Linked DNA regions of Homo sapiens: region 1 is linked to region 2. A link is a contact called in ENCODE Hi-C data. All regions are on one chromosome and are shown on one strand. Each heading gives the region's core, a stretch centred on a gene start or an enhancer-like site at or near the end of the contact. The rest is flanking DNA. Distances are from core to core; before and after follow the strand shown. Region 1 holds the start of BDP1 (BDP1 general transcription factor IIIB subunit). Region 2 holds the start of TNPO1-DT (TNPO1 divergent transcript).

The links. A loop is a pair of places that touch in the nucleus more often than their neighbours do. Pooled maps may share reads with other maps.
Region 1: a map of B cell shows a loop between it and region 2 (13-fold over the local background). The contact joins the promoter of BDP1 here to the promoter of TNPO1-DT in region 2. A Hi-C loop is called at or near these places in 1 of 168 maps with a recorded cell type or tissue (B cell), 1 of 37 single-sample maps with no recorded cell type and 10 of 50 pooled maps.

The regions. Positions count from the first base shown.
Region 1 is chr5:71,454,299-71,456,998 of GRCh38, forward strand. It overlaps BDP1 (BDP1 general transcription factor IIIB subunit), which reads left to right and starts at 1,353. Exons shown (of 39, transcript NM_018429.3): 1 at 1,353-1,791. The coding sequence starts at 1,580. RefSeq lists enhancers at 288-1,214, 1,215-2,140.
Region 2 is chr5:72,815,136-72,817,835 of GRCh38, forward strand. TNPO1-DT (TNPO1 divergent transcript) reads right to left here and starts at 1,413. Exons shown (of 9, transcript NR_186518.1): 1 at 1,018-1,413. TNPO1 (transportin 1) reads left to right here and starts at 1,526. Exons shown (of 25, transcript NM_002270.4): 1 at 1,526-1,617. The coding sequence starts at 1,603. RefSeq lists enhancers at 1,093-1,172, 2,253-2,302 and silencers at 1,433-1,532, 1,573-1,792.

The DNA.
Region 1 (2,700 bases), core at 103-2,602, 1.4 Mb before region 2:
GTCTCCACAGTAGCTGGGATTATAGGCGTGCCTCGCCATACCCGGCATTCAACCCTTAAATTTATTTCATGACATTTGATATACTTTATTTTATTGCAATTAATTAATTAATTCATTTATTTTAAGACAGAGTCTCACTCATTCTGTTGCCTAGGCTAGAGTGCAGTGGTGCCATCTTGGCTCCCGGCAGCCTCCACCTCCAGGGTTCAAGCCATTCTCCTGTCTCAGCCTCCCATAGCTGGGATTACAGGCTTGCACCACCAGGCCTGGCTCATTTTTGTATTTTTAGTAGAGATGGAGTTTAACCATGTTGGCCAGGCTGGTCTCGAACTCCTGACCTCAAGCAATCTGCCTTGCCTTAGCCTCCTAAAATGCTGGGATTACAGGCATGAGGCACCCACGCCGGGCCTGATACATTTTAAAAATATCTTGTTCATTTCTTTTTTGTATTTTCTCCTCCCAAATCCAGAACGTCTTGTTTACTGCTACCTCCTGAAGCAGATTAAGAACACTCACAATAATTTACAAGGTTTCAACTATAATAATTTTTAAACAGGCTGGAGTGTAGTGGTACGATCTCGGGTGATACATTCATATTAAAAAGTACACAAGGAGGTTGGGCGTGGTGGCTCACGTCTGTAATCCCAGCACTTTGGGAGGCCAAATGGGTGGCTCGCTTGAGCCTAGGAGTTCAAGATCAGCCTAAGCAACATGATGAACCCCGTCTCTACTAAATATACGAGAAAAAAAAAATTAGCCGGGTGTCGTGGCGCGTGCCTGTGGTCCCAGCAACTTGGGAGGCTGTGACGGGAGGATCGCCTGAGCCCGAGAGGTGGAGGCTGCAGTGAGCCAAGATCGCGCAACTGCACACTCCAGCCTAGGCGACAGAGCAAGACCCTGTCTCAAAGGACAAAAACAAAAAAGTACACAAAGGCGTACGGTAAATGGTCTTCCTACCACGACGTGTTTTCCAGAAACACATTCCTCTCCTGGGAGGTAACTATTATCAGTTTCTTCACACCAGCATTTTTAATCTATGTCTACTCAATTTAGAATTTCTAAACCCTTCAGGATCTTCAAAAGACAAAATCGGCCAGCGATTTTAATAGTTCCAGTAAAGGTTTGAGCAGAGAAGTGGACTTTCTTCTGTTCCTCTTTTCAACTACTCCTAAGGACTCCTGGAGAAGAAAGAGCAAATATCTCTGCATCTCAATTTCTGGTCCGCAGGTAACCCAGTCTCAGTAGCTTGGTAGTTACCATGGCTCCCAGTGCTGTGCGTCTGACGTCATTCTGCGGCGCTGGCTGATGGCGCAATCAGTTGCGGCGTCCTGTGAGCGCGGGGATGCTGGGAGGAGGGTGAAATTTAGCCATCGGTGTGTGGCAGGGTCATGAAAAAGCGGCGGCGGCGGGAGAGAGGAGGAGGCGGCGGCGGGGCAGTGAAACTACGGTAGCTGCCCCCTGAGCTGGTGGTGTGGCTTTGTGGGGAGGGCGTAGTTCCTAATCCCCTTTCCGGGCAGCCGCCGGGGCTCGGGGCTGTGAGCGGCCGTGAGGCTGCCTCCCCGGGCCCCCTGCCTCCGCCATGTTCCGCAGGGCACGCCTTAGCGTGAAGCCGAATGTCAGGCCTGGTGTAGGCGCCAGGGGCTCCACAGCTTCCAATCCCCAGCGTGGACGGGAGTCTCCCAGGCCGCCGGATCCTGCCACGGACTCTGCTTCCAAGCCCGCGGAGCCCACAGATGTGCCCACAGTCGATTTCGGTGGAGCGGAGCCCCAAGAAAAGGCTCCTAGGAGCAGGTAAGAGGTTGCAGAGGGAAGAATTTTCATTTGTCCCGCCTCTCCGGGCATGTCACCTGGAAGCTGAGCAAATGAATTTTATCACAGGAGTCCGCTCTCGTTTGCAGTAAGCCTTTCAGTTGAGGCTTGATGAAACCACTCCAAACTGCAGTTTAGTTGTCTGACCTGCAGGGTGTGGCTTGTGTGGATTTTGTCACGGTCTATAGATTCTCCGAGAGGAGACCATGTCTTCAAGTGGTGGTAGGGAGAATCGGGGTATGGCAGTCCTGAAGTGAAGAATATCCACACTATTCATTTGAGAATTTAGGTCACTATAGTTTTCATCCTTCTGGAGTGCTTTGCAGGGAAGTGTTTTTGTCTTTCAATTTATAAAATATTTATTTTTTAAAGGAGAAGATAAGTATTGCTTTGGCTTTACCGATTTATGTCAGTGAGTAAGAGTTCTGGTCACTTAATTGAAGTGTGCCTCTTTAACTATGGTGACCGTGTTTCCTGAATAGAGAAGCATGGCTTTAGCGTCATGTATCATATTTGGATTCAGGACTCTTTTAGTCTACAGGTAAACTTTTCTCAGGCAGAATTTGCTCATCTGCAAAATGGGAATAATATTGCCTACTTGGAGCGTTTTGGTGCAGATTGGAGATAATTCATATTAACTACCTTGCAGGGGATATAGCAGAATAGTTGCCCGCAAAAAGTTACTAGTTTTTTAGAAAGGTGATGGAGTAAATTTAAGACATGTTAGGCTAAGATGGTCTCTGTTTCTATATATATGAGGAAATCAGTAAACAGCCTTGTTAAGTGAAGTGAGATAGTACAAATTCTGTTTATGCTGTGATAGGAAGGTGAAACATTTATTTATTTTTGGAACATCTTCCTCTATTGGCCTGAACTGGTGCTGAGTGTATG
Region 2 (2,700 bases), core at 163-2,662:
CCTTTAGCAAAGTAGAATGCAAATACTACACATCTTCTGATTTGTATAGATCCTAGTCCACGATGTAACTTTTCAAATGCAGAAATAAGCCATTTGTTATTTGGATAAATATACTTTTTCTGGGTATATTTTCCTGCAGATAAACTACCATTCAGAAAAGTTTATATTACATTTTTTTCTTGGTAATCTACTCCTATTTGGGGGGGGGGGCTCTTTTTGATATACACTACTGTATCCAATTACTATCAAATTAATATTATAACATGTTGAAATCATGAATATTTTAGTTATCTATATTTTCCCTTGCTAAGTTCAATTTCCCAATGATTAAAAAATGGTACTTTTAGTCTCAAATTTTAAGTTAAATAAACTAGTTGTTCCTGCAAAATGACTGTAATTCAAATGAAAATTGTTAACACGTTTAGAAGAACAAATAAATTACCTTAGTAAAAATTTAGACATTTTCTAGTATTATGTACTGTAATTTTACCTAAACTATGACAGGAAGGCAACAACTGTCACACATTTTCAAAATATATACAGCACTTCCAGTAAGATAGTCGGAACTGCTGGTATTTCTACTCACACTGATCATGTGAGGAATATTATCACGGGCATCATCACCTTAGAAAATAAAAATCAGCTAGCTATGCAAATTTTAAGTATTTTTATACAGTAAATTTTACATATAAGAATAATCTGAGGGAAGGAAACTGATATTTATCTCATTACCCTTGTTGCAGTTGGGTATAAAAACGTCCACCACTCCCATTTTGAATCATTTGCCGTACAGAAAATACAGGACATTTTAATTTCTCATGATGGCAGGTTAGGGAGAGAAAGGCTTGTTATTTCTAAGAGCAAGAAACTACAGTTTTATAGGATTGAACACCTGGAGGCGTAAACATTTTATAAATCACTGAATTCTAATTACATAGTAGTTTATACGCCAGATACAACATACGTCAAAAGCCTATCTTGTTCTAAGCGGGCAGCCATCCACCGGCGTCTACCTACCGAAGCCATTTCTGCTTTTTACCAGCGACGCTGGAACAGTGTTATTGTGGGATATGTTCAGTGTTGAACAGGCTCCCAGGGCACGGCTGTTACTTTGGAGGTTATGCTGGGGTACAGAAGTTAGGCTGGGGCAGGGCCATCCACCTAGGAGGGCCCAGCACAGTCTGGGCAACCACACCGGCGGGCCGTTTTGCTCACAGCCCCACCGCGCCGGGCAGCGTCTGCAGCTGCTGCGTGCGAGACCCAGAGGCTCCGGTCAGCGCGCCGGCCGCAGGGAGTGCGAGCACTTGTGAGCCCCGCGCCGGGCCGGTGAAGTCTGGTGCTGCCGAGCCCGCTTAGAAAGCACGGCCGCGCGCTGTCGGACGCAGGCCCACAGGCCCAGCCGACCCAGGCAGCAATTTTCCTAGCCCCGCCGCCGTTGCCAAGGCGACCGCCGCCGAATGTTCCCGCCGCGGGCTCCGCCCCCCGGCCAATCGGACCGGCGCTCGGTGAAGCCCAGATTCTCTTTGTTCCGCAGCCATTTCAGGCCCCGGACAGGAGGCAGTGCCGCTTCGGCCGAAGGCCCGAGCGCCCGAGGCGTCTGGGATGGTGTGGGACCGGGTAGGTGGCGTGAGGGTGCGCGGCCCCGAACTGCAGGGGCGGGAACGGAGGCTGGGAGCGCCGAGCTGCCTGACGCGCCTACGGGAGAGACGCCGGGCTCGCCCGCTCTCTCGGCGCCTGCCCGGCCGTTTGAAGCCGAGAGGCAGCGGCGGCGCGGTTCTAACCCCAACAGCTGCCCGCCCAGGCGCCCTGCGGGACCCGGGTAGGGAGCAGGCGACGGCGGCTCCTCAAGCGTCCGAGGATCCCGTTAGGGGCGGCAGGAGCCCGTTACAAGGGGCGGGAAGGGAAGGGTCTTACATTCAGGGGAGCGTTTGCCTCGCCTGTTAAGCTGTGGCGTTTGAGGGCCCTTGAGTGCTGCAGTCGGCTGCCCCGGGACGGCTGCCTTTCACTGGTTCTGGGCGCTGGCCGGCGCTGCCCGAGATGGGCCAGTCTTTGTCCCGCCCTGGGCCCCTCTGCCCGGGTCTCCTGCGTCCGCACACAGCGCCCATCGTCCTTACATGCAGCTTGCCGTTCTCTTCCTCCCGGCGGTTCTTTCTCCTTGGGGCCTCTTGGCCTCACGACATGTTTACATAATGTTTGTGACTGTACGAGTTTTGCGTGGGCTTGTGGGTTTTGCCCTTCTACCTCCACTCCCATGCGTACAAGCAACAGGGAACAGCTGCTGAGGAGCAGATTGGCCACCACAATCAAGCTATTTTCGGAATGACTTTCTTTAAAAATGATCGCGTGTTGCTTACTGATTTTAAAAATCAACTGGATTTTGCAAGGATTGCTTAGAGTTTAAGTCTGTTATCTTAATCGCTAATCAGGATGGTCTATCAGTAGATGTAAATGTAGAAATTTGAAATTGGAGGCTATCTACAAATTGATTTTGACAGCTGTATTAAGAAGCTTAATAACTGTCCTTTGAAACAGTAATGACTTAAATGATGAATGTGTAAGTGGTACTTTTTTTACCCTAAAGAAAAGATACTTTTAAAATTGCAAGATGTATGGTGTAATAGGTGTTTGGAAATGAAGGTTGTAAAATGGCTGTCCTGACGTACTACTCACTTTTAGAATAACAAAAGTTCCTGCAGCTTT